Regions from separate parts of the Homo sapiens genome. Here regions 2, 3 and 4 are each linked to region 1. A link is a contact called in ENCODE Hi-C or POLR2A ChIA-PET data. All regions are on one chromosome and are shown on one strand. The core of a region is the stretch at or near the end of the contact, and the rest is flanking DNA. Distances in the headings are between cores, read along the strand shown. Region 1 holds the start of RTN4 (reticulon 4). Region 2 holds the start of PNPT1 (polyribonucleotide nucleotidyltransferase 1). Region 3 overlaps SPTBN1 (spectrin beta, non-erythrocytic 1). Region 4 overlaps SPTBN1 (spectrin beta, non-erythrocytic 1).

The links. Hi-C counts contacts between places; a loop is a spot of excess contacts on that map. ChIA-PET counts read pairs that join two places held with the same protein, here RNA polymerase II (POLR2A). Pooled maps may share reads with other maps.
Region 2: a loop to region 1 is called in a map of CD8-positive, alpha-beta T cell, with 24 times the contacts of the local background. The contact joins the promoter of PNPT1 here to the promoter of RTN4 in region 1. A Hi-C loop is called at or near these places in 3 of 168 maps with a recorded cell type or tissue (CD8-positive, alpha-beta T cell and naive thymus-derived CD4-positive, alpha-beta T cell), 4 of 37 single-sample maps with no recorded cell type and 13 of 50 pooled maps. POLR2A ChIA-PET finds 5 or more read pairs at or near these places in 1 of 52 experiments (activated CD4-positive, alpha-beta memory T cell).
Region 3: POLR2A ChIA-PET joins it to region 1 with 17 read pairs in PC-9. The contact joins the enhancer-like site here to the promoter of RTN4 in region 1. POLR2A ChIA-PET finds 5 or more read pairs at or near these places in 3 of 52 experiments (A549, PC-9 and endothelial cell of umbilical vein).
Region 4: a loop to region 1 is called in a pooled map, with 4 times the contacts of the local background. The contact joins the enhancer-like site here to the promoter of RTN4 in region 1. A Hi-C loop is called at or near these places in 1 of 168 maps with a recorded cell type or tissue (PC-9) and 8 of 50 pooled maps. POLR2A ChIA-PET finds 5 or more read pairs at or near these places in 1 of 52 experiments (OCI-LY7).

The regions. Positions count from the first base shown.
Region 1 is chr2:55,047,353-55,054,268 of GRCh38, forward strand. RTN4 (reticulon 4) reads right to left here and starts at 3,099. Exons shown (of 9, transcript NM_020532.5): 1 at 2,393-3,099. The coding sequence starts at 2,948. RefSeq lists enhancers at 2,105-2,917, 2,880-2,929 and silencers at 2,420-2,539, 2,680-2,739.
Region 2 is chr2:55,689,786-55,696,701 of GRCh38, forward strand. PNPT1 (polyribonucleotide nucleotidyltransferase 1) reads right to left here and starts at 4,059. Exons shown (of 28, transcript NM_033109.5): 1 at 3,878-4,059. The coding sequence starts at 4,038. RefSeq lists a silencer at 3,249-3,308 and enhancers at 3,879-3,998, 4,009-4,068, 4,099-4,248.
Region 3 is chr2:54,467,932-54,474,847 of GRCh38, forward strand. The region is part of intron 1 of SPTBN1 (spectrin beta, non-erythrocytic 1); the gene reads left to right. Among named protein-coding and RNA genes, the nearest start is that of SPTBN1, 15 kb to the left of the region's middle. Within about 2 kb of position 3,704, at least 6 of the 41 ENCODE cell types and tissues checked have a DNase peak (open chromatin) inside an H3K27ac peak, as active enhancers do; they include endothelial cell of umbilical vein, where a contact is called at or near this core.
Region 4 is chr2:54,520,144-54,527,059 of GRCh38, forward strand. SPTBN1 (spectrin beta, non-erythrocytic 1) reads left to right here. Exons shown (of 36, transcript NM_003128.3): 2 at 6,229-6,423. The coding sequence starts at 6,276. It overlaps SPTBN1-AS1 (SPTBN1 antisense RNA 1), which reads right to left. Exons shown (of 4, transcript NR_185881.1): 4 at 1-322. Among named protein-coding and RNA genes, the nearest start is that of SPTBN1-AS1, 35 kb to the right of the region's middle. RefSeq lists an enhancer at 4,577-4,746. Within about 2 kb of position 2,675, at least 2 of the 41 ENCODE cell types and tissues checked have a DNase peak (open chromatin) inside an H3K27ac peak, as active enhancers do.

The sequences.
Region 1 (6,916 bases), core at 1,849-4,348:
TTAAAAATATATTTCATATTTTTCTCTTACCTCAGTTTCCCTCAAGTATGTCTTTTTCATAAAGAAAAAGGAAAAGATTGAGTTACTCCTCATCTTCTAAGACCTTTAATATGGCAATTAGTGTTTTGAGTAGTATGGGGGTGAGGAGTCCGTCAACATCAAAATATTACTAAAAAGCATCGCAATTGGCTTATTTTCCCCCATTATGGAGAAGTGAATTGAGAAAAAAAAAAATCAGACTGATTTTCTTTTAAGAAATGAATCACCTCTAACATCCTACAAGGCTATGAAGATTTCCAAGCAGGCAGTTACACTACTTGATTCTTGACCTTTTATACATAAAGGTCCTACTGCTAGTGGGACACTTTCTGTCCCCGAAGTAGCAAGTACTTATGAATGTATCTAATATTATGCATTCTCAATCTCTAACAAACGTGATTTTTTTCGCTTCCAAAATAATTTCCCAAGATGAAAACGGCAATAAAACAACGTGACTAATAATAACATACAATCAGGAACTTAGGTGAATGAAAGAACTTGAAAACTATTTTACAGACCATACATAGTCATGCCTCGCTGAACAGGGGGAACAGGATCTGAGAAATGTATTGTTAGGCAATTCTGTCGTTGTGCAAACCTCACAGTATACTTACAGAAACCTAGATGGTAGAGCCTACTACATACCTATATGTAGGCTATATGGTATAATCAATTGCTCCTAGGCTACTAACCTATACAGGATGTTACTGTAGGCAACTGTAACACAATGGTATTTGTGTAGTGTTTATCTAAACATACCTAAAATAACACTGTACAAAGGATTAAAAGATGGCACACGTGTGCAGGGCACTGGCCATGAACAGAGCTTGCCAGCCTGGAAGCTGCTGTGGACGTGAGTAGTGAGTGAATGTGAAGGCCTAGGACATTACCATGTACTACTGTACAACTTACAGACACTCTACGGTTAGGCTACACTAAATTTATCTTTAGATATATTTTTTCAATAATAAATCAACCTTAGCTTACTGTATCTTTTCTATTTTATAAACTTTTTGGCTCTTTTGTAATAACGTTTAACTTAAAACACAAACACATTTTAAAGCTATAGAAAAGAAATTTTATATTCTTATTCTATAAGCTTTTTTCTATTTTTTTTTTAACTTTTGTTAAAAACTAAGATACAAACGCATTACCCTAGGCCTACACAGGGTCAAGATCAAGACGTCGCTAGGCGGCAGGAATTTTTCAGCTCCATTACAACCTTATGGAGCCACCGTTGCAAATGCGGTCTGTCCTTGACCTAAACGTCGTTATGAGGCACGTGACCGTATTTTGATTCTGTAACCTAAAACATATCCTTCTGAAAAACAGTATTTCTAACCAATATATATGAAAATGTCTGTCTCAAAACATTTCTCTGTGTCTCATGGTAAATCTGCCACGAGTTCAATTAGCCAATTCCTGGCAAGGAATCCACAGGTTTTCCCTTCTTTAGGAATGTCAACCATTTTGCCTTTTATTTTTTTCTGTAAGATTCAATTATGATGCACTAAGAGGCTGGGCCAAGTCCACACTAACAGCAATTCCTCCGACCCTGCAGCTGAAACCCCGGCAGAACTACGCCCCCTCGAACACAATGCCTAGATCCCCTTTCCCTGGCTCGGTTTAGCTGGTGGGGAGCAGTCCACATCACACCCCGGGGAGCTGGGCGGTGGCAGGACTTTACCAGAACTCTCTCCTTCCCATTTCTCCACGCACCACACCACTGGAGGCGCTCTCCCTTCACTGCGGTTGGGTCAATGTGGACGTTTTCCACTCGGCCAGCTCCCCACGAGCACAGGAGGAGGGGGAGGGGAAGCGCAAAGGGGCCACCCACGCCAGCCAGGAGGTGAGGAGGGAGCCCGGGGCAGAATGCAGGCCAACAGACCCGCAGCAAAACTGCACCTTTTCCAAAGGAGCAACCCAGACGGGTAGACAAAAGCACCTCCTAAAAATATCTGGGTGCCAAGGCCTTTCCTTCCTCACCTCGAAGCCCAACCAACCCGATAAATCCACAACCCTGGCTCTCGGGTATATACCCGGCTCCTACTACGGGTGGGTGCCTAACTTCCGAGAATCCGTACGCTGGGCATCACACAGGGTGAAAGTGGGAGCCGGGAGCGGTGCACGTGTTCCCCGAAACCAAGACGGACAATAAGAACAAACCCGGGCTCCAAGGGCCGCCCCACCCTTCTCCCCGCGCTTCCAACCAGACGGGGCGCCATCGCCCCGAAGTCCGCAGACAAAGCGCCCTCGGGGCGGAGAGGAGGGACCAGCCCAAAGCATCTGGGGCTGCACACAAAAGAGGGAGGGGCGCGAGGGGCGGCGCGAAGCGAGAGGTCGCGGCACTCACCCACTGAGCCCGAGGAGCCCCTGCGCTTGGGCGCGGCCGGGGTGGAGGGGGGCGCGGCGGGAGCCGGGGCTGGCGGGGTCCACACGGGCTCTGCCTGGGGGCTCACGCTGGCCGGGGGAGGAGGGGGAGGCCGGGCCGGAGGCTCGTCGTCCTCAGGGAGCTTGGAGGGCGAGACTGCGGCAGCAGACAGCGGGGATGGCGCGGGCACGGTCGACGACACCGGGCTCGGGTCCCAAGACGGCTGCCGCTCCGGGGCGACGGGGGGAGCGGCCGGCAGGGGTCCCCGGGGCGCCGGCGGCACGAAGTCATTTCCGAAGTCCATCAGGGGCGCGCCGGCGGCAGGGGCGGTGGGCACTGGGGCCGCGGACAGCCCGGCGGCGGGCTTCCTCTCCAGCACCTCCAGCTCCTCCAGGTCTTCGTCCTCGTCCTCCTCTTCCTCCTCCTCTTCTTCCTCCTCGTCCTCGGGCTCCCTCACGAACTGGTACTTGAACGCGGGCTGCGGCCGGGGTGGGCTGTCCGAGGACGAGACCAGAGGAGACTGGTCCAGGTCTTCCATGGCTGGAGGGTGGAGATGATGCTGCAGCTGCTGCCGCCGCCGCCGGGGCCGCGTCTCAGAGCCGCGGGCGGTTGTGGGGGTTGGGGAGGACTGAGAGGGGCTGGGCCGACTGAGCCGAGGGACCTACTGTGGTGACGGCTCCCGGAACAATGAGACTGCTCCTCCTGCCTCCGCGCCGGTGATGCGCCACCCGCCCTGTCCCCACTTGCCGCCGCCGCCCAGATGAGCTAGGAGTGAGGCCAGCGGACTCTCCGCCCAGTTTGGCGTGACTCACCCTCCCCAGGGGAGGGCAGGGACTGGCGCGGGAGGGAGAGAGCCAATCGGCTACAGGATCGAGAAGATAGGCGACCAGCCGGGCCAACAGAAAGGGAAGGAGATGAAAGTGGGTGGGGACTACGGCACTTCCTCTCTCTTACCGGCTGGGATTGCGTTCAATGGGCGGGGCTGAGAGCTGGGAGCTCCACCCCCACTTTGGGTAACCGTGAGTTGGGGTGGGGTCTTGGCCTTGCCCGCAGCTGGCGTCCGTATGTCGTTAGAGCACTGGGAAAGGGGGCGGGCTGCTGGCTGGGAGGGGTCGGCGCGGTTTCTGGCGCGCCACCGGAAGGGCGTTATCCTGGGGGAACTGAGAGTGGAAACTTTCCTCCCGGGAAAGGAAGAAACCCGACTGGAGAAAGGTATTAGCGGGACTGGGAAGTGGGCCCTAAGGATTTTTAAAGATTTTTGAAATAAAAGATTATTTGTTCACTCAAAGTTCCAAACTACATCACTACTACTACCACCCTAAAATAAGAAAAAAATTGTTTTTTGACAGTTAGGCTCACTCAGTCTAAACCGCAGCCCCCGAAATTGGGAGGAAAACAGCTGTGCTGAATTAACTAGGGATCTGGGGCCGACCATTTGAAAGTCTGCTCTTCTTCCAAAGAGAGTTTGGGGCCTTGCCTGCTGGACTCTTACATGGTAAGAGAGTGAGTCACCCAAAGAGAGAGGCAGCGGGGAGACAGGAAAGTGGAAATACAAAGATGCCTTGGAAAGCTAATTTGGTTCACGTTACATTTCAGTCACCTTAGGTTCATGAGTCAACATTTCGGATGATTCAGGCTTTCTGGGAGTCAGGAAGCCCCATAGTCATTGGTTTGATATGCAGGAATAAGCATGATCCCCATTCCACTTTTTATGAGGCTGGAGAGTTTAAAGAGAGTAGTTGCAGAACATCTTTGTAAGAATCAGGATCCTTTTATCTTTCTGATTTACCTTTCAAAAATATTCACTGCATGCCTACTCTGGAGGCCCTGGAGAGAAGAGGATAACCTGCTTTCAAGTTGCTCAAAGTCTAAATCTGTGCTGTACCTGACAGGTACTGGCTACTTGTGGCTACTGATTGAACACTCGGAATGTATGTAGCTAGGCTGAAATTAGATGTGCTGTAAGTGTAAAATGCGCACTGGATTTCAAGAATTAGTACCTCCGAAATGTAAAATATCTCAGCTTTCCTGTTGACTGAATGTTGAAATTGATATTTTGGATATATTGGGATAAGTATAATATTATTAAATTAATTTTACTTGTTCCTTTTAAAGCAGCTTCTAGAGTTTTTTAAATACATAATGGCTCACATTATATTTCTTTTGGACAGTGCTAGTCTAGATTAATAATTAAGAAAGTTTGATTGCCATGGGGAATCACTGGCAAATTCTTAGCTCCAACTAATTTATATTACTGTGGCTTAATTTGGGTATTAAAAAAGAAAAGTAAGAGTTGGAGGGAGGGATAAATAGGTGGAACACAGAAGATTTTGGGGGCAGTGAAACTGTTCTGTATTATCCTGTAATGGTGGATACATAACATTATGCATTTGACAAAACCCACAGGACTATACAACAGAAAGAGTGAACCCTAATGTAGACTATTGACTTTAGTTAATGATATATCAATATCAGTTCATCAGTTGTAACAAATGTACCACCTCAATGCGTTATGTTAATAATAATAGAGGAAACTGTGGTTAGGGGGCAGGAGTGAGAGTGTATGGGAACTCTGTACTTCCTGTTCAACTTTTCTGTAAACCTAAAACTGCTCTAAGAAATAAAGTTTATGAACCTTTAAAAAAGGAAAAGAATAAAGATTTCCTGGCAATGTTACTTGATTGGGTTAATTATCAACAATATATTCAAGACCTATCACATTAATTCCACGGAGAACTGGCTTTATTTGTGCAAAACGTTTGTGACTTGCTTTGAGTTTGGTGTTATTTTTTGGAGGGGTTGGGAAGAGTAGGAAGAGAGATGTATTGATGTAGAATTTTGGGGCGGGAAGTTAATGCCAAATGAATTTAAACAAAACAAATTTCTACAATGGTGACTACAAGAGACATATTTGAAGTCTTTGTCAAATATTTATCAAAAATTATAAAAAATTTGCCTGATTTTCAACCAATTGCATAAACATACAAAAATATACTAACAGTATTTTATGATACGACCTTTTCTATTGTCACAGTTTAGCTATCAGCAGTCTTCCCCGCATGCTTTTCCCACTATGACTGTTCTGAAATTCCTTAATGATAAGTTTCACAGGGCCTTTATGTATGTCTAATATAAACAGGACTTACGTTATTTGCAAGTTGTTTATATGATATTTCTGCATTCATATATCCCTGTACCTACTACTACTAAAATAGTCTCAAAGGAGTATCTTTAATCAAAGTTTCACAAAAGAATAATTATAAATAGTAGATTTACAATTTTAATAGGAAATAGCAGTTAATATTGATGCAATAATATAAGCACTATCTGGTGCAGAATAAAAATAAATTTTATTAATCTCAGTGACTTCTAAAAAAATAAGTATTTGATAGATAGATGAGTAAAGAGTTTGCCCAGCTTTCATAGAATGATCAACAAAGCAAAAAGAAAGGAGGCTGTTGCTGCTCTACCACAATTAAAAGTAAAGCTAGTTATACATTGTTGTAACTAGATGTAAATATCACTATCACTAACAAAATTCTGGTGGACATTTGAACCAGTTAAAAGAAAAATGCACATTCTAGATACTAATAATAGTTTTAAAATAATTATTCAATAATTTATATTTGAAAATAGCTTATCAGACGGGCACCGTGACTCATGCCTATAATCCCCGCACTTTGGGTGGCTGAGGCGGGTAGATCTCTTGAGGTCAGGAGTTTGAGACCAGCCTGGCCAACATGGTGAAACCCCATCTCTACTAAAAATACCAAATTAGCAGGGCATGGTGGTGCACACCTGTAACCCCAGCTACTTGGGAGGCTGAGGCAGGAGAATTGCTTGGACCTGAGAGGCAGGGGTTGCAGTGAGCCAAGATCATGCCATTGCACTACAGCCTGGGTGAAAAGAGCGAAACTCCATCTCAAAAAAAAACAAAAAAAAAAAGAAACAAAGAAAAGAAAATACCTCATCAGAAGTAGAAGATTAAAGTTTTCAGATACCACTGGTTAGTAGCTGTTCTCTCTGAGAACACTACAAGAGATCCAGCCTGCTAGAATCATAGAATCTTAGGGTTGGGAGAACTTTGGGAGGTCAGCTTAACCAATCTCTCTTCCATTATCATGGTCTCACTTATAAGCAAGAGCTAAATAAAGTGTACATATGGACATAGAGTTTGGAATGATAGTGGAGACTCAGAAGACTGGAGAGAAGGAGAAGGGATGATGAGAAATTCCTTATTGGTACAATGTACATTATTAGGGTGATGGATACACTAAAAGGGTGACCACTATGCAATCAATACATGCAAAAAAATTACACTTGTACCCATAAATTTATACAAATAAAAAATTTAAATAAAAAAATTCTTAAGAGTACCAAAATGATGTTTCAGTCTCTTTTAAATAGAAAGATTGAATGTAATTCAGAGGTGCTCTTGAACACAGGCCAGTCATTTTCAGTAGGTGAAAAAGCTGTGGTTGACTGCTCTTGAAACAGGTGTGTCTG
Region 2 (6,916 bases), core at 2,809-5,308, 640 kb after region 1:
ATATACTAATATCCATTGAACTGTACACTTTATTTATCTGTATTTACTTATTTTGAGATAGGGTCTTGCTCTGTTGCCCAGGCTGGAGTGCCGTGGTGCCATCTCAGCTCATCTCAGCCTTGACCTCCCAGGCTCAAGTGATCCTCCCATCTCAGCCTCCCGAGTAGCTCGAAATACAGGTGTGCACCACCATGCTGGGCTAATTTTTAAATTTTTTGTAGAGATGAGGTCTCACTATGTTACCCAGGCTGGTCTCAAACTCCTGGACTCAAGCAATCCTCCTGCCTTGGCCTCTCAAAGTGCTAGGATTACAAATATAAGCCACTGCTCCCAGACGAGTTGTACACTTTAAATTAACTGTATGGTATGTGAATTATATCTTAATAAAGGTGTCTTATATACATGAAATAGGCAGCACTATTAGCCTTATTCCCTAGTTTCAGCAGAGAATGCAAAAAGAGGTTACTGATGTCTTGAAACAGACCAGCAAAACTTGTCAAAGAGCTCAAGATTCATCAAAAGGTGTTTTGAGATGAAACCAAGTCAGTGACCCCTGAAGATACAGAGAAAGAGAAAGATGTTGTGTCACATGAACTCAGTTTCGGCAACATTCTATCATAGTCTGGTGCTGAAAATGCACAAACCAAACACAAGCATGTAGACAGGCCCAATGCCCTACCCCAAGTAAGATTATTCTGTCTTTCACATACCAAGGAGATGAAGGAACAACCCTTAATATTTTCACCTGTTAAATACCTTTGCCAGAAGCCTGAGTTAATGAAAAGCATATTTATCTATTCAGTTAGACTCATTTTGTTAAGTTTGAAAGTCAGAACAAAGTATGTACATTTAATATATGTTAATAAATACAATGATTTTGTAGTATCAAATTCTTGACTCTGAAATATTAGTTTTTTTTTAAAATCAGGGAATATTTGAGAAATTCTAGTTGGGTTTCTATTTATTCAACACAGATGTTATAATGATGAAAGCCTACAATAAAATGGGTCTCCTGTGACTAATGGGAATGAGGTACAGAGAGGCTGATGCTGGATTAGTATGTTGAGTAGATGGAAGGAATGAGATACTCAAAACCAGTCACACTGTGTAGTATCACAGACCTGCAACAACCTATAGCTGAAATCAGTATTAAGTAATGGTTTCATGAGGCAAATGTAAATCTGACATCTTGAAATTTTGTTTAACCCTGAGTAACATGCCACCAGTACTTCTCAAAACTTACCAGGAACTGGCATTCTGTCTACCAATGTAAATTCTGAATACCTAAGTGATCTCTGTGAAGGGGAGTGGAGGATCTTTAACTAGACAGAAGTGGGCCCAAAACACAGGGAAGAAAAACTGTGAAAGCTACAGTTCTACTCTACTAACGGGGCTACTGCCTTAGCATTTTGCCCACTGTGGCATATTCTGTTGAATATCCTCAGTGATTTGATACATAGTAGATGCTCAATAAAAGCTTGCTGAAATGAAAATTAAACACCTGCCTCCAAGGTTACTGTAAGCATTAAATATACTATCTGAAAAACACCTACAATAATTATATAATCTTCCAGAATGCAGTAAAGAATATATATGATAACAAATATAATGTGCCTGGTACATAGTAGTCACTCAATAAATGTTGCCAATGGCAAACAAGACAAAAATGAAAGAATTTATCCAGCAGGTATGATATTTTATTAGTCTAGTTATTTCAACACATGACACGAGTTTAAAAAGAACTACCTACAAAAGAGGAACAGGTTGATTAATAAATGAAAGAGTCAAAGTAGATTATTTATGGAAAATATGGAGGGCAGCAGCTGCATCTTGTTTTCAGTATCTAATGCCTATCTCACAGTATGTGTCTGTTGAATGAAATGTTCTGGGCATTTCTTTGAAGCATGTGTAGTCCTTGAAGAATGGAAGAGATGTCCACTTCCCTCAAAAATCAGAATTAATGAATGCTGGGAGTGGAATAAGCCTTAGAGATAACCTAGTCTAGGGGTGACCAAACTACAGCTTGTGGCCTATTTCTATATTACTCTTCAATTAAAAATGTTTATATATATATATATATATATATATATATATTTTTTTTTTTTTTTTTTTTTTTTGAGACAAAAGTTTCACTCTTATCACCCAGGCTGGAGTGCAATGGCACGATCTCTGCCACTGCAACCTCTGCCTCCTGGGTTCAACCGATTCTCCTGCCTCAGCCTCCCAGGTAAATGGAATTACAGGTGCTTGCCACCACGCCCAGCTAATTTTGTATTTTTAGTAAAGACGGGGTTTCACCATTGTAGCCAGGCTGGTCTCGAACTCCTGACCTCAGGAGATCCACCCACCTCAGCCTCCCAAAGTGCTCGGATTACAGGTGTTAGCCACTGTGCTCGGCCGTTTTTTAAAATATTTCTAAAGGGTTTGTAAACACATACACACAGTGTGTACCCCAAAAAGCCTAATATATATATTATCTGGTCCTTTATAGAAAAGTTTGCAGACCCTTGATGGAATCCACTCTCCACACTTTGCACAAGAAAATGGTGAATTAACCTGTTCAATGTCAACTACTTATCAAAGTTAGAGTGCGAGACCTGGATTCAAAATGATTTTTTTGCTTTTTGTATGAACTGGGGTCCAAATTTTTTCAAAGTACACGTAAAAAATTTAGATATATGAAGTTTGCATTAGCAATTCCATTTATTCTAAGAACGATTAAAGCAAACTTTTTTTTTAAAAAGCGGTCCCCTAAAAAAAAGTATGGGCTTTGTAAGCAAAAAACAGAAATTCAAAAACCACCTAGTCCCATAATACTAACTTTTTTATAGACTCTTAGAAAGTTATCTAACCTTTTTTGAGCCTCTGTAGTCTTAACTATAAAATGAGGGTAATAGTACCTTTACGACAGGTTTAAAAAGATTGCGAGGATCATATAACTGGCGTTCAAAAAACTGACTTTTCCTTTTCCTCCTAACCCAGGGTCATAGTGGTCACACTTTAGGCAATCAATTAGATTGGATGACATGATATCTTGTACTCCTAACTTCAAGTCATCCTTCCGTCTTAGCCTCCCAAAGTGCTGGGATTACAGGTGTGAGCGCCTGACCTTTTGCCATCTCTTTGCATCGATCTTTGCTTTTGTTTCTCTCTGTGTGTCTCCTTGCCTCTCTCCCTGTCACTGTCTCTCTCTCTCCCCTGCCTCCCTCTTGGTCTCTTTTTTTTGCTGTCTCTTTCTGATGACCTTGTTCCCATCTCTGTGCGTGTGTGGCTCTCTCCCTGTCCATCTCTTACCATCTCTGCCTTCCTCTCCCAGGTCTTAAACGAATATTTCCACAATGTCTGTGAACTGGACCTGGTGTTCAACTTCTACAAGGTAGGCTCCTGGTGAAGAGGAGGCTGAAGGAGCCCGAGGAGTGGGACGTGGGGGACCCGTGGTGCACTAGCCACCCGGAGCCTCTGCTGAGGTCTGTGTCCCAGCTCGAGGGGCATCAGAGCCCCAGCTTCCAGGGTCCGGGCCAGCATCCCGGGGGGCCTCGTCTCACCCACGTCAACTCGTTATTCCTAGGTGGAATGTTTCCCACTTAAGAGCCCAGTGGTCCCGGAAAGTAAAGAGATCGGAAGTCAGGTGGACGGACAGAGTCGGATGGAGCAAAGAAGCCCGGCACACACCAACAGAGAGAACGACATAGCGCGGGAAGGAGGGTCCGAGGAGACACATTCCAAACCCGGAAAGGGAAATTTGGAATTTAGGTTTAGGGTAAGGAGAGATTAAATAGAGCTGGGATACCGGGTTTCTACCCTGGGAGATGAATACGCTCAAGCTGGCTGGACAAGACACCTTATGACAATACAGTGAACGCACGTCACTCCTTACCTGTTGCCTAAGTCCACGGCCACAGCTCGAGACCCTGCGCTACTCCATAGTGCTCGCACTTGCAACTGGGTGAGTGCCCGATCCCGCCGTGGCAGAAGGAAAGGACCATCGCTCAGGGGCCGGAGCCGGAGGCACGAGCAGCAGTACCTGCAGGCCGCCATGACACCCGGCACGCGGTCAACGCAGGCTGTGCCCTGATTGGCTCACTCCGCAGACCGTGGGGCGGAGCCTGATGGAGTTTCGTTTCCGCGGTGCCCGAGGGACGCCGGGGTAACGGAAACCTTGGCCACCTTCTACGAAGACTAGAGAGGGTCAAACCTATCAGAACGCGATTATGTTGCAAACGATCTTTGTCTTTATGTGCCAACGAAAGGCAATTAGATAAATAAGGTTTTTGTGTGTGTACTATCGTAATTTAAAGGAGAAGTCCTAGAATAATGTAAATGTTTAATATGCAGAGTAAATTTATATTTACTTTTAATACTAGAAGTCATAGAACAACACATTATTATTATTTGGATCTGTGAACTAAGAATTAGAATTTGGGTGGTGGGCCTTGGAAAGAGATCTCCTTCTCCCCTTCTCCGCCCTGGTTTTTATTTTAAAAATTTCACATAGCAGATATGTTACTACAGCGATTTGTGTTAACCAATTTACAGTAAATTCATTTTTCATCGACTTGTAATTTTAGAAATCTTTATTGTCACTTCTGATTCATTTTCATTTCCATTGCTAATAATTAGCAATTTATATTTCTGTCCCTTTTGGTCGAACTCTTAAATGCAAAATGCCAGCTACTGTTTGAAGTAAATATTTTGTAAAATGAAAAAAAAAAGTTTTTGGGATTTGAAAAATTTTTAGAGAATGGATAAATTTCTTCCACCCCATTAATCCATTCTGTTAGAAATTCTTTATGTTTTTCCTTGAATGAACCAATGGGCATTTTCATATTATGATGTAAATTTTTTGTGTAAGGTGATAACCGCCTTACCCCAAAGAAAACCAAACAACAAAAACCCAACACTCATTCAAACACAGTTTTAAGAATTAAAAACGTTGGCTGGACGCTGTGGCTCACGCCTGTAATCCCAGCACTTTGGGAGGCCGAGGCGGGCGGATCACCTGAGTTCGAGACCAGCCTGACCAACACAGAGAAACCCCGTCTCTACTAAAAATACAAAACTAGCCGGGCATGGTGGCTTATGCCTGTAATCCCAGCTACTCGGGAGGCTGAGGCAGGGGAATCGCTTGAACCCGGGAGGCGGAGGTTGCAGTGAGCCGAGATCGCGTCATTGCAACAAGAGTGAAACTCGGTCTCAAAAAAAAAAAAAAAAAAAAAAAAAAAAAAAGTCCGGGCGCAGTGGCTCATGCCTGTAATCCCAGCACGCTGGGAGGCAGAGGCGGGTGGATCACGAGGTCAAGAGACCCAGGGCATCCTGGCCAACATGCTGAAACCGCGTCTCTACTAAAAATACAAAAATTAGCTCGGTGTGGTGGCGCGTGCCTGTAATCCCAGCTACTCCAGAGGCTGAGGCATGAGAATCGCTTGAATCCAGGAGGCGGAGGTTGCAGTGAGCCGAGATCGCGCCACTGCACTCCAGACCGAGACTCCATCTAAAAAAAAAAAAAAAAAAAAAAAAAATTAAAAATGTTGATCCGTGATGATTTAAAAAAGAAAAAAGAATGATGAGCTCTAAACAGACAAATGATTTGCTGGCAAAGCAGTTTTCTGACACCTTGCTTTCATGAGCTATTATTACTGATTTGGGATTTCCATTCCAATAGAGGGATTACCATTAACTTTGTTTACAGATTTTTAGTGTTAAAGCAGTTTTTGCGTCTCCTCCCTTTTACTTTACCTTGAGTTGCCACAGAGTTTTCCAGACCAATCTATTGAAATCTCTCATGAAGATAAATCTCTCAGAAAACCTACTTGCCACAATTGAACATGACTTTTGATTTATAGAGTAAGAATACAAAATCATCTTTTTGTTAATATACTTAATTACTATGTAATCATTTTCATTTGGGCAGTATTGCCTAATAGTTTAGAGCATAGACTTGGAGTTAGTCCCAGCTGGTTCCAATCTTGTCTCTGTTAATTACCAGTTGTGTGACTCTAGCTCTCTGAGCCTCAGTTTCCCCATAAAAACAGATAGTAATATGAATCTAATAGGGTTTTTGTAAGGATTAAAAGTGTCGGCCGGGCGCGGTGGCTCACGCCTGTAATCCTAGCACTTTGGGAGGCCGAGGCGGGTGGATCATGAGGTCAGGAGATTGAGACCATCCTGGCTAACAAGGTGAAACCCCGTCTCTACTAAAAATACAAAAAATTAGCCGGGCGCGGTAGCGGGCGCCTGTAGTCCCAGCTACTCGGGAGGCTGAGGCAGGAGAATGGCGTGAACCCGGGAAGCGGAGCTTGCAGTGAGCCGAGATTGCGCCACTGCAGTCCGCAGTCCGGCCTGGGCGACAGAGCGAGACTCCGTCTCAAAAAAAAAAAAAAAAAAAAAAGTGTCAGATGATATAATAGTACCTAGCACATTGTCAACACTCAATAAATGGTAAATTTAGCTTTCATCCAGCCTTTTCGTTTTTTTCAAGACAGAGTTTTGCTCTTGTTGCCCAGGCTAGAGTGCAGTGGCGTGATCTCAGCTCACTGCAACCTCCGCCTCCGGGGTTCAAGTGATTCCCCTTCCTCAGCCCTCCCAAATAGCTGGGATTACAGGTGCCTGCCACCATGCCTGGCTAATTTTTTGGATTTTTAGTAGAGATGGGGTTTCATCATGTTGGCCAGGTTGGTCTTGAACTCCTGACCTCAGGCAATCCACCCGCCACGGCCTCCCAAAGTGCTGGGATTACAGGCATGAGCCACCGCGCCCAGGCTTATCCAGACTTTTCTTAATTCTTCCTCCAGTTTCCAGGTATTCTGAACATTTTTCTCTTCTTCAGAACTCCTTGAACTCCTTGAATCGGTTAGCTTTTATCCAGCCAGAAGTGATGGAAAGCAGCATTTACCTATTAAGAATCCCCCACCCCCAT
Region 3 (6,916 bases), core at 2,454-4,953, 580 kb before region 1:
CATATGGAAACTAAAGATGAATACAAAGAAGAAAATTAAAATCACTAGATACTATGTGACCCCGGAAACATACAGTTAATATTTTAGTGTTTCTCGGCCAGGTGCGGTGGCTCACGCCTCTAATGCCAGCACTTTGGGAGGCCGAGGCGGGCAGATCATGAGGTCAGGAGTTTGAGACGAGCCTGGCCAACATAGTGAAACTTTGTCTCTACTAAAAATGCAAAAATTGGCTGGGTGTGGTGGTGGGCTTCTCTAGTCCCAGCTACTTGGGAGGCTGAGGCAGGAGAATCACTTGAACCCAGGAGGTGGAGGTTGCAGTGAGCTGAGACCGCACCATTGCGCTCCAGCCTGGGTGACAGAGTGAGACTCAGTCTCAAAAAAAATAAAATAAAAAAATAAAAAATAAAAAAATAAAAAAATATGTGTGTATATATATTTATTTATTTATTTTAGTGTTTCTCTTTTAAGCCTTTTTTTTCTGTGCATGTTTCTTCATCTCACACATACATATTAAGGGCCAATCCTCCAATCTTAAACTGAAGATGTAGAGTTTTGACAGTCTCTATAATGACATGATGATGTTCAGCACTCTTGCAGCTTATGCATGTTGCATGGCAAAACATAAAATCTAATGACTGGTCTATAGTTAAAGCTGTAGCATGAACACTATCTGTTGCCCTGAGCTGTTTTAGGGGTGGGATGTTAAAGAAAAATGGAAAGGAAGAAAGAATTCAAAAATTTGTTTATTATAGCTGTTTCTCTTTTATGAATAATGTCTTTTTACAATGGAAAAATACCAGAAATTAAATTCTCATTAGATAATGTGCTTTCTGTTTTGTTCTGAAGGGAATTCCCATCACAGTTGCATTAATTCCCCTGAGAGACATCTCCATATGCTTCGGACAACATCTGATTTTACTTTTGTGTTCTGATTTCAGAGTCTTTGAAATACCTATCCCATAATGTGTCGCAGTGGAATGGATGTGGTTATTATAATCTTGGTTTTAAGTGTAATAAATTTTACTGGGCTGGGTTTGGTTGTAACTGATGAAAGCATATACTAGAGCTCAGCTTTCTTGGGGTCTTTGTATTAGCTGGATTCTTTACAATTCTATCTTGGGATTTAGGATCTGTTTCAAGAAGAAAAAGCGTTATTTCTATTTGATTATGCAAGCCAGTTCTTTAAGCCTTTAGGACATCAGATGGATGGAGGTGACTTGCTGGCCTTTGTTGCCTTTAACTCTAGTATTCGGCTTCTTTCTGAGGAAGGTGCCAAAACGGCTTCCGTATCTGCTGAAGGAAAAGAGGGAGTGGGAAGAGGGGAGAAATATTTCATTGGAAGATAAAAAAAGCTCTTTCCAGCAATTTCCTTTAGAAACTTGGGGGTTGCTGTTAGTCTCATTTGGGTAATGGGCCCCAAGGAAAAGTGACAAATGGCCTTCTTCTGGGGTTTAAACACTAAAGGTCAGTGTTGGCCCTTTTCACAGTTAAGAGGGAAAAATCTGAGCTGGGCTGGGTGGACTTTCTCCAACTAAGGGATTCTTCTGAAACTCCTAACCTGATGGGAATCATTTTGTTTGCAGGTGGCCAAAGCCCATCAAGGGAAATGCTTGATGGTTACTGTGCCTGAGCTGCCTGAAGCCTGGTGTAGGAGTCTCAACTTGATCTTGAGGCAGCTGCAAATGTTAGGTCTTGACACTTGGGATGGCAACAAGACCAGGCAGTGCCCAGAGTGGTCCCAGCGGCCTAGGTTAGAGGAGGGTAGGGGGCTGGAATGTGGCCTTAGCCAGTCCTCTGAGCAGATGAGAATACCTGTCACTATTTCAGGAGATGAGTTGTGGTCAGAGATATCAGTCAGGTGACTTCTCTGAGAGGGGCCTGGTCCTTCTCACAGCAAGATTGACAAGTCTGTGCTGCCAGTTGTCCCTAAATACCCAATTTATCTCCTGGGGTGGAGTTGGGGAAGTGCCTCTAGCCTGGAGCAAAGAGATCTGCCTGCCATTTCGGAAGGAAAGAAACCAGCACACATCCTGTCTTTCATTCTCTGTTTCAAAGGTAGGTTTTTGTCTGTTTGCTTGTTTTTAAATCAACACCCAGGGCTAAAGGAAATCCCGAGTTTCCCTGATAATCAGGATGATTTCTTATTTTGAAAGGCCTATTTTGCCTTCGAAGTGTGTGTTTCTGACATAGGTTTCATCCTAGTTCTAGAAATCTTGCTTAATTCATAAAAGGTAAAAGTTTAATTAGAGAGAAGGCTGATGTATCGTCTTGTTTCAAAGGGAGACTATTCTTGTCTGTCATTTGAATTTTTTATATATATTTTTTCCGGCTGTGAAGAAATATTTTATTGGTACATGTGTACATGCATTTTTTATTCTTAATTATAGTATGTATTTTCACTGGACTACACTCTTGTTAAAGGAAACTTTGTTCACGTGAAATAAACCTATCTTTAGTGAGTCATACTTGAGAACTGCTTCTCAGTCTCCTCAACTTTTAAAGTCAGTGGTATTTCATGTAAAGAGTGTATCGGTAGCTGGCCTATCTCTGGAATGTTGTGCAGCTGTGCAGAGCGTGAGTCTCAAATGTGCTAATTAAATATGTTTTTTAGCAAGAATGGAATGTAGCAGCATTTGAATGGCTTCAAAAAACATTCCATTTTGTTTCTGAAGAGGGCTTTTTTCGTTTTTGCCAAATATTAAAAATTAGAGAGTACACTGACTTTTAGAGGATGTATTGCTATGTTAAATTGTTCTGTTCACCAGAACAGGGTGGCATGTGCCTGTAATCCTAGCTACTTGAGAGGCTGACGTGGGAGGATCTCTTGAGCCCAGGGCTTCAAGACTAGCCTGGGCAGAGTAGAAAGAACCTGTCTCAAACCCCACACTGTTCTTTTCGCAGAGTTAATGGGGCTCATTAAATACTGAGATTATCCTTTAGAACAATCTTGTCCAACCTACAGCCTTTGAATGTGGCCCAGCACAAATTTGTAAACTTTCTTAAAACATTATGAGATATTTTTTGTGATATTTATAGCTCATTAGCTATCATTAGTGTTTTACTTTATGTATAGCCCAAGACACTTCTTCTTCCAGTGTGGCCCAGGGAAGCCAAAAGATTAGACACCCCTGCTTTAGAATGTACTCAATTAATAATCTTCAAAATGTAGGGATTAGGTGGGGTGGCTCATGCCTGTAATCCCAGCACTTTTGGAGGCCAAGGTGGGAAAATTGCTTGAGCCTAGGAGTTTGAGACCAGCTTGGGCGACATGGTGAGACCTGGTCTCTACGAAAACAAACAAAAAGAACAGAATGTAGGCAGTGGTGGCATGAGTAAGGTTCTAAGGTTTACCATCTTTAGTTGATCTTGCTCATTTCCCTTGGTATCAGTTCTCCTTCCTTACTTGGTGAGTGCTTAACCTTTCTTTGGGCAGTAAGGCATGACATTTCTCCCCAGGTTGAGCAGTTTTCTGATACATATTTTTTGGCTGAGTGTGACTTGTATCTTTTTGGACTAAGCTCCATTCACTCAGATGGTGGTCTGATTTTTTTTTTTTTTTCAGTCAGGCATTGTGCAAAGTGACCTGATGGGAATAAATGGCAGGTTGGTTGTGTAATGCAGCAACATCTTACTTGGTTGTCTTTAGAGATAAGTGGGACGTGATTCCAGCAAGGCTGTGCATCAAATGTTGGAATGTGTTGGAGAACTGCCAAGAGGTTGGGAGCAAGCTGTGTGACAAGCACTAATGCAGCCTTGGCCTGCCTTAAAATAGCTGCAGGTTAACAAATATCTTGAAACTTGGCATTTCTTTTGAGCAAAATTGCTCCTCTGAATGTGTTACCAAGAGGTGCTTTCCTCTTTTTTATCGATTTTTTTTTTTTTTTTTTTGCTGTTCCAACTGTCTTAAAACATCTTATGAGCATATGAAGAAGATATAATTCTCTGTAACATCTTATGTTGAATGATTTTACTGGACTAATTATTAGCACATTATCTGAAACTTCACTTGTAGTTCTTCTGCTCTGCTCACCCAACTCACTGAAAAATATATAGTCTTTGTAGTTTGAATAAAAACTGGGGCCCTGAAGATGTTTTTTTTTTTTTTTTTTTTTTTGAGACTGAGTCTCGCTCTGTCGCCCAGGCCAGAGTGCAGTGGCGCGATCTTGGCTCACTGCAAGCTCCGCCTCCTGGGTTCACACCATTCTCCTGCCTCAGCCTCCTGAGTAGCTGGGACTACAGGCACCCACCACCACGCCCAGCTAATTTTTTGTATTTTTAGTAGAGACAGGGTTTCACCATGTTAGCCAGGATGGTCTCGATCTCTTGACCTCATAATCCGCCCGCCTGGACCTACCAAAGTGCTGGGATTACAGGCATGAGCCACTGCGCCCAGCCTGAAGATTTTTTTTAAAAGTCCTATATTTTATATGTTTGATAGGCTTTTGGAAAGGAATTATTGATGTTTGAACACTAACACATTAGAGAGGCAGAGTCAGAGGCATTGGTTACTTTGCTGTGGAATCTTGTCTTAGCTGATTCACTTTTAGACTTCTTAGTAAGCTCATTGGTAGTTTGTCTGCAGTACTTAGTTCTTGTTTGTAATTAATTCACTGTCTAACTGTAGTCTCTCAATTTTTTTCAATAGAAAGGCTTGTTTTTTAAGTCAGAGTGGTAAAAACAGGGGGGGTTGGGAGTGGTCTTTGAAATGGGTCCTGTACAGACTTGAGCCTGATGGTGATGTGATCAAGGTTGCAGGGGGTGTGGGTACCTGGGTGGGGCTGGGGCTGCCTGTGGGACTAATCTAAACAGCCAGTTAGTTTGGGTGCTCTGAATATGACATTTTTAAAAATGCAGTATTTGGGTTAATGATTGGAAGTAAACTAAGAATTTCCAGGATTTATATGTTAAATAGCAGATGAAAACAGTGAGTTACATGTTAAATAGTAGATGGAAACAGTGAGTTAACTTTATTTTGAGAGGCTTAAATACAAACCAAGTTTCTATACTAAAGGATTTCCTAAAAGATGATATTAACAGATATGTTAATTATCCCATAACTTAAAGTCCTTTAGACGTTTAGATTGAGACTAATTGTGATAATTTCATAGCTCTGTAGCGTATCCTGAAAATGGCTTTGTTTCTTTTGTTTCACTGTCTTCATATGTGTAAGTCTTGAATTTTGCTTTGTCACTTTCCGTATTTTACATGTATTTTAGAGGTCCTCTCCTTGTATAGAAACATTATTTCTGGTTTTATGTAAGTGCCTTATACAGAGATTTATAATTTGTAATTACTGTACTTTTTGGTCAATAGAATTGAGGTTATTTGGGGTATGTTTTTAGAATATGTTAAAAACCATATTTTGTGTTTTTATAACATAGAAAAATATTTCTTGGAAAATGCGTGTGTGGGCAGCTTCTTTTAGATGTATTGATCTTTTCACTTTCAGATGGCAAATGAATTCTATATGGCATTGTTGCCATGTTGGAAAATTTCTTTATTGAGCCTATGACTTCTAAAGTATCAAAATTCTGTTTTTGCTTTTCCCTTTTATTGGACATCTCCAGTTTTGTTTTTTTTTTAAGCACACACGCACACACATACACACACATCCTTGGATAACTGAACTGGTAAATTGTATTGAGGAGAGGTGAACTACAGGCCACCATTTCCTTTTTACTTAGCATACCATTATCTGGTCCCCTCATGTGAAAATATATTTTGGATAGTTTTCACCTCCCACCATCTATTAATTTAGAGTGTGCATTCCTTTAACCTTGCAGGAGAATTCAGTCATTCATTATACGATAAGCAGGCAAAAAGTTAAATACTCAAATGTTCCTTTTCTGGATTATTGTCTGAATTAGAAAAACATTCATTTTAAATTTTACACATGTATATGGGATGTTCTGTCTCCTCGTCTGTATGCCTTGTACTGGCACAAGCTTATAGGACTAGGAACAAATAAGCTTAGCATTTAAAATATTCCAGACATAAAAAATCTATGGAATTTGCTTATATCTACTGGGGGATGCAGTCAGACAGACCCAGGGTTTTAACTGGCTCCTTCTGCAGTGTGAAGGCAGACGGAAACATTGGAGTCTGCTGCAGATGGCAGCAGGGTGGACAGGTGAGGCCCACATGGAAGTTCATACCACTGGTAGGTGGAGTAATGAGTTGGTGTATGAAATGCTAGCCATTTTAGATGTTTCTACAGCTGTTGTTGGCTAGCTGAAAATAAATTGAACTTGTTGAACTGGTAAAAGTTTTGCTGTCTGAATAGGCTTAGATAAAATAGTGCTTCAGATGCCTATAAAGATGTCTATTGTAACATTACTATGATTTTTTTAAGTGGTGATAACCTAAAAGTCCATCATTGGTAAGTTACAGGGTGGACTATATATTCTGGAGGCAATACAGTGTGTAGTTAAAAGTGCTGACCGTGGAGCTGTGGTGCCTGGGTCTAAAACCTGATTTCACCATGGGCCCACTTTGTGACCCTGAGCAAGTCATTAACCCTTCTCGGTCTCAGTTTCCTCATCAGTAAGATCAGGATAATCATAGTACAGACCATATAGGGTTGGTTGGATTAAATAAGTTATAGGTAAAGCAGTTAGACTAGTGCCTGGAAATATGTAAGTATTATTTACTATATTAATAAAAACTTTAATATTATTATGGAATACCTTCTAATAACATGGGAAGGTTTTTAACATAGGGAGAAAAAGCAGAACACAAGATTATATAAATGGAATTACCGTAACTATGTAGAAAAATATACAAAAGGGATAAGGAAATACTACAAATATTAAGGTTTTTGGGGGAGGGGAGAATGGATGAGATTCCTTGTGATTTTTGCTTTTGTCTCAGAGCTGTTTTGTATTTTCTGCTGTTCTACAGTAAGCATATGTTACTT
Region 4 (6,916 bases), core at 1,425-3,924, 530 kb before region 1:
CTGGGGATTATTGTTTCTTCATAAAACAAAAACCTGCAAGTTTATCTGATAACCTGTGCGACTTAGATAATAAATGTGGTATCTTGGGAAGTAAGAGAACAGGTAAAGTATTTTCCCTCTGGGCTGTTCCAGGTATTGACTTTACGAACTTTAATCAATATAGAGGAGAACTAACAGAATACTTACAAAGCCTGGCATGGTAACATTCCAGTTTCTTTCCTAATGGTTATGACCTGTGGTAGCTCATGCCAGAGCTGTAGAAGCCTCTTTACCTCAAAGGTACAGGATGATAATTTCCACATCCATTTCTGCCTTGATCCACCTGTTTGAAGAAATGAATTTAGTGTCTGCTTATTGAAGCAGAAAATAATAAAGCATCTGGAATTTCTGTGCATCTTATGGAAAATTCCAGTTCATAGGATGTAGGATTAGAGAAGAGTAATTTGAGGGGGAGGATCTTGGCTTTTCTACATATTCCTTTTTATACATACACACACCCACACCCTACCCCATGCCACCCCACCCCCCACCCCACAATAGAGAAGAGCAGGGAAAGTAGATAGGCACTTTCCTATCTTTTTGAAACCTAGTCACAAAGAACATGGGCATTACCCTTGTCACACGCAGGGTATTACTGTTTTTATTCATTCAAAAGTTATTTAACGAGCTCCTACTGTGGTGAGCAAGTCCAGTGGAATCCAGGCCCTTGCTCTGCTATTAGAGGGATGAGGGCCTTTCTCTTCAAGGGGAGATTCCCTTTCCTTGTGTCAGCCTTACATAGTCCTTTCTGGGTTTCCTAATGGTGGAACCACCAGGCAGAGTTCCAAGATGGCCAAGCCTTCCTCCCTTCTCTTCCTAAACTTCCCACAGCTATTTAAGAAGTACAGATGACTTCACAGCCCACGGGAGGCATGGCCAATAGCACCTTGAGAAAACCCAGCCCTTTTTAGATAACCTCCTGGGACACCTGTATGTGTGATATAAACTGTCCTCACAGCTGGCCCTAGTCCCATGTGGAAGTGGGTTAGAGGATGATGATGTTTGTAGCATGCTGGAGTTTGGAGTCTCCATGCCATGGGCACACTCTTCCATACTGTTGCCCTCACTCTGACTTCTTCACCCTCACGTCACTCCCTTGCTGCTGTTGAGTGCCTAGAAGGGACCTTTCCATGATGGCTATGGTGGGAGCGAGGGATGTTTTGCCGTGAAATTGCCTTGAAAATAAAATAGTGGGTTCTATCACTGTAAATACTCAGCTTTCTTTGGACAAAGGACATTGTCTTTGAACAGATGGAGAATATTGAAGAAAAAAGATGTCTCTACCATCAAATTCTGGACACTTGAGTGAAACAGTTGAATAAAAAGAACTCAGAGCATTGCTTTTTTTTTGAGACGAGGCTCACTCTGTTGTTTGGGCTGGAGTGCAGTGACACGATCATGGCTCACTGCGGCCTTGACCTCTTGGGCTCAAGTGATCCTCCCACCTCAGCCTCCCAAGTAGCTGGGACTACGGGCACGTGCCACCGTGCCCGGCTAATTTTTATAGAGATAGTGAAGAAGGGTTGGGAGGGTGTCTCACCATCTTGCCCAGGTTGGTCTCAAACTCCTGGGCTCAAGTGATCTGGCCACCGTGGCCTCCCAAATTGTTGAGATTACAGGTGTGAGCCACTGTGCTTGGCATATATTTATTTATTTATTTTGTACACAGACTAGTGGATAATTTGGATACTTTGACTTCCCATTCACCTTTCTGTTTTTTGTTTTTTTCTTTTGAGACAGAGTCTGGCTGTGTCACCCAGGGTGGAGTGCAGTGGCACAGTTATGGTTCACTGCAACCTCCACCTCCCTGGCTCGAGTGGTCCTCCTACCTCAGCCTCCCAAGTAGCTGGAACCACAGGCGCATGCCACCACAGCTGGCTATTTTTTTTTTTTATTTTTGTGGAGATGGGGGTGTCACTGTGTTGTCCAGTCTGGTCTTTAACGCCTGGGCTCAAGTGATCTGCCTCCCTTGGCCTCCCAAAGTGCTGGGATTACAGGCGTGAGCCACCACTCTTGGCCTAACCTTTCCGTTTTAAGGAACAATAGTAGTGTTTTTAAGGAATACCATTAAGAAAGAACATTAGGAAAAAAGGTGCTTTAGTTCTCTGAGTGACTTCTTTTAAGCTTAAGACAAGAATTATCACTTACTTACTAAGTAATCTGTGGGCTGGGCAAGGTAGGCTCGCACCTGTAATCCCAGGACTTTGTGAGGCCAAAGCAAGCAGATTACCCGAGTTCAGGAGTTTGAGACTAGCCTGGCCAACATGGTGAAACCCCATTTCTACTAAAAATACAAAAATTAGTCAGGCATGATAGTGCACACCTGTAATTCCAGCTACTCAGGAGGGTGAGGCAGGAGAATTGCTTGAACCTGGGAGGTGGAGGTTGTAGTGAGCTGAGATCATGCCACTGCACTCCAGCCTGGGTGACAGAGCGAGACTCTGTCTCAAAAAGAAAGAAAGAAAGAGAGAGAGAAAGAGAGAGAGAGAGAGAGAGGAGAGAGAGAGAGAGAGAGAGAAAGAAAGAAAGGAAAGAAAGAAAGAAAGAAAGAAATCTGTGGAAAGCAGTTGTTGGTTCAGTGATAGAAAGAGAGATTCGCAGGTGGGGGCAGGGCAGGGGCCAGGCTGGGCTTCTGCAGGAGTCAGGTGCGGTGGATGTTGCAGCGCAGGTATAGCAGCCCTGGGGGTTTCTTCTCATTGGTCAGCAGGTGGCACCAAATAGCTAAAACTTATCTGGGGAGAGGCATGCCTTGCTTGGGTTTTACCTTGGGTTGGGTTGGATTAAATTTTACTTTCTGTACTTTCAGAATTTGGGATTAATAGCACTTTCACATTTTCTCCCTAGAGATAGAATCCTCCAAGTTTGAATTTTATAAAAGTCTCTGATATTGATAATAGTCATGAAAGTTAACTATATTCAAGATCAGATGATTGCATGACATTATTAATTTTCATTTTTTGGAAGGGTTTATGACTTTGAATGTTAAATGCCACTGTAAGATCATTCAATGGAATATACTTACTCGATTAGATTTCTGAAGTTTTTGTGTTTTTATGAAATCCCATAAATAAATTGCTAACGTAGGTGTGAAAATTAATACACCCGTGAATGTACTTAATTGAGATTGAGTATGTCTCTCTGATGAGAATCCAGGATTTTACTTCCATTCAGGATTTTTCTATTAGAGCAGAGATGGGTGACAGTTTGAGTCACAGATGTTGTGGCTCAGTGGTAAAGTGGATTCAGTGCTTCTTCCTCAGGAACATGTGGGGTGTGTTGGCTGTGTTCTTGGATAGCATGTGAGAAAACAGCCATGACAAAAGAGCAGGCAGTTGTGTGCTGGTACCACCCAAGAGCCTACTGTTTATTTAAGGTGCAGTTAATTTGTTTCAGCTTATTTACTATGGAAACTTGGTTGCATGTGGCATGTGTGGTTATGTGCTGGAACTTTTAAAAAGCTGCATTTCAAGCACGATAAATGTTTCTTTTCTACATATATGGGTTTGTTTATTTTTTGTGTGGTGGCATATGTGAGGGGGAAGAATCATCTCTTGAATGATCCTTCTGTGTTGCTGAGTGGTGTCTGGTTTGGTTAGCACGCAGGCTGTGGTGAGGAGGCCTGCTGACTCTGGCCTAGGTGCACATCTTGGTGCACACTGAACAAGGCTTTCACTAAGTGAGCATCCAGCTACAAAAACCTGACAATAAATTTTTGAGTTTTAAGATGTTGATAACAGCCGGGCATGGTGGCTCACGCCTGTAATCCCAGCACTTTGGGAGGCCAAGGTGGGCAGATCACAAGGTCTAGGAGTTCGAGACCAGCCTGGCCAATATAGTGAAACCCCGTCTCTACCAAAAATACAGAAATTAGCTGGGCATGGTGGCTCGCGCCTGTAGTCCCAGCTACTCGGGAGGCTGAGGCAGAAGAATTGCTTGAACCCAGGAGGCGGAGGCTGCAGTGAGCCGAGATGGTGCCACTGCACTCCAGCCTGGGTGACAGAGCGAAACTCCATCTCAAAAAAAAAAATGTTGATAATTTATTTTTTTTCTTGGGATAGCTTCATACCACTTTAAAAGGGGTGTTGTCTTTTCACTCCTTTCTTCCTACATTTGCAGATTAACAACTTACTTAGATAGCTTCATATGCCTGACTGAGCCTGTTTCCCCCCAGTGAAATTTAAAATATGCGGGAATTTAACCACATTTAACCACACCCATAGGCATCAGGCATAGCACTAGCTCAGTTTCTCAATGTCTCGGGTCTAGTCAGTCCTTCACCAGGCCCTGTCAGTTCTCCCTCCAAAGCACATCCACCTCTAAGCACATCCACCTCTTAACCATCCCCGCTTCTCCACCCAGAGCTGCACCGCCATCATTTCTGGAGTAGCCTCCCAAGTGGCCCCTGCTTCCATTATTGCCGCCTAGAATCTGTTTTCCACACAGCCCTGGGAAGAATATTTTACAAATACACTCAAGGGTGGTGTCGGTTATTAGCTTAAAATCCTGCAGTTGCTTCCCGCCACACTTGGGCTCGCCCACCTCCCTCCCTAACCTTGTCTCCGAGTCTCTCCCGCTGCCCACTAGACTCAGCCACATTGAACTTGCCGTTCCTCCTGCATGCTATGCTGCTTCCTTTGCCTGAAACACTATTATTCTTGATCTGTGCGTGACTCATTCCTCTTGACATTGAGTTCTCAGTTTCAGGACCCACTCGAGAGGCCTTCCCTGATCACCAGATCTAAAAATAGTCACATGACTCTGCTGTCATTTTTTTTTATTTAAACTATCTTGCCTTTTCTTGTGTGCTTTTTGTCCAGCTCCTACCACTAGGATATAAGCTTCCCTAGAGCCAGGTCCTTATTGCGTTCATTTTTATCCCTAGCATCTGGTCCAGCACAGAGTACGTAGTAAGTCTTCATTGTATTTTGGTTCAATGAGTGAATAATAGCTATATTGAAGGGAGAAGCTGTGTTTAAAGCTTATCAGTTCAGGATAAAGAATAGCAAGCGTGTATTGAGCATCTACCATGCACTGGTACTGTCCTTGGTTGCCATACACTTACATCTTAATTTTTTTTTTTTATTGGAGTTTTGCTCCTGTTGCCCAGGTTAGAGTGCAATGGTATGATGTCGGCTCAACCAAAACCTCCGGCTCCTCGGTTCAAGCAATTTTCCAGCCTTGGCCTCCCAAGTAGCTGGGATTATAGGCATGCGCCACCACGCCCAGCTAATTTTTTATTTTTAGTAGTGATGGGTTGGTCAGGCTGAACTGGAACTCCCGACCTCAGGTGATCCGCCCGCCTCAGCCTCCCAAAGTGCTGGGATTAGAGGCGTGAGTCACTGTGCCTGGCCTTACATCTTAATCTTAAGCATCAGTTTTCTAATATGTAAGTGAGATGTTTAGATAAAATGATCTGCTAGTTCTCTTATATAACATTTTATGAATTTCCAGGAGAAGCTTAAAGATTATAATTTATGGTGATACACAATGGGAATAAATGAGTTCATTCAGAAGCCCCACGTAGGTGTTGATCTACCTCCGATAACATTTCTTTTTTTTTCTTTTTGAGACGGAGTCTCGCTCTGTTGCCCAGGCAAGAGTGCAATGGCACGATATCGGCTCACTACAACCTCCGCCTCCCAGATTCGAGCAATTCTCCCTGCCTCAGCCACCCAAGTAGCTGGGATTACAGGCATGTGCCACCACGCCCAGCTAATTTTTGTATCTTTGGTAGAGACGGGTTTTCACCATGTTGGCCAGGCTGGCCTCGAACTCCTGACCTCAGGTGATCTGCCCACCTCGGCCTCCTAAAGTGCTGGAATTACAGGCGTGAGCCACTGCACCTGGCCCTCTGATAACATTTTTAAATTGCAGAGTTTAAACTTTAGAAAGAAGGAATAAACCCACCATTTTGGGGGTATCCATCATCTCATTCAGTCCTGTCAACAACCTCTGAAGTATCTTCCCTCTTTAATGGTTGGGGAAACTGAGGCTTAGAGATACTAAGTAACTTGGCTAAGGTCACACATCTATTATGAGACAGTGCTAAAACCTAAAACCAGCATTGCTCCAGAAGACCTATTCTTGGCAAGCACTGTTTTTATTTTCTGCTCACTCTTATCCCAGTTGGTTCCGTGGGGACTGTATACACTTCAGACGTCTAAATGTTTTTCCTTTTCTTTCTCATAGAACTCTAAGAAGGAGCTGATGTGGAGGAGCAGCTGAGACAGTTCAAGATGACGACCACAGTAGCCACAGACTATGACAACATTGAGATCCAGCAGCAGTACAGTGATGTCAACAACCGCTGGGATGTCGACGACTGGGACAATGAGAACAGCTCTGCGCGGCTTTTTGAGCGGTCCCGCATCAAGGCTCTGGCAGGTGAGTCCTTCACACCTGTCACAGAGGCCCAGGATGCCTAAAATCAGGATGCCCCTTAAAATCATCCACCCTGTTCCCATGACGCTGTCATGTTCGAAGGTTGTCTCACTTCTATTTAAATGTGTCCTTGAGAGCCAGCTGACCATTTTATAAGGTAGTCAGTTCCATATTTGGAGAGCTGTCAACTCTAATGGCCAAAATTATTCAGAGCACAGAGTGTTATTTATAGCAATTCAAGAACAGCTGCCCTAAGTTTGTAAGAATTCTTTTATTTTTGACAAATCTTACATTCCAAAATATCAAAGCATACTATTCCTTATACTCAAAAATATACAAATTAACCTGTGTACTTAGTGCCTGTGATACATTAACTGGCCTGACCTGTACCAAGATGGGTTAGTATTACACGCAAGGATTTTACATCTGAAAAGCAAAAGCTGAATCTGGTAAAGGCACATTTAATACAGTAACGAGTAAGTTTGCCATTGGTCCA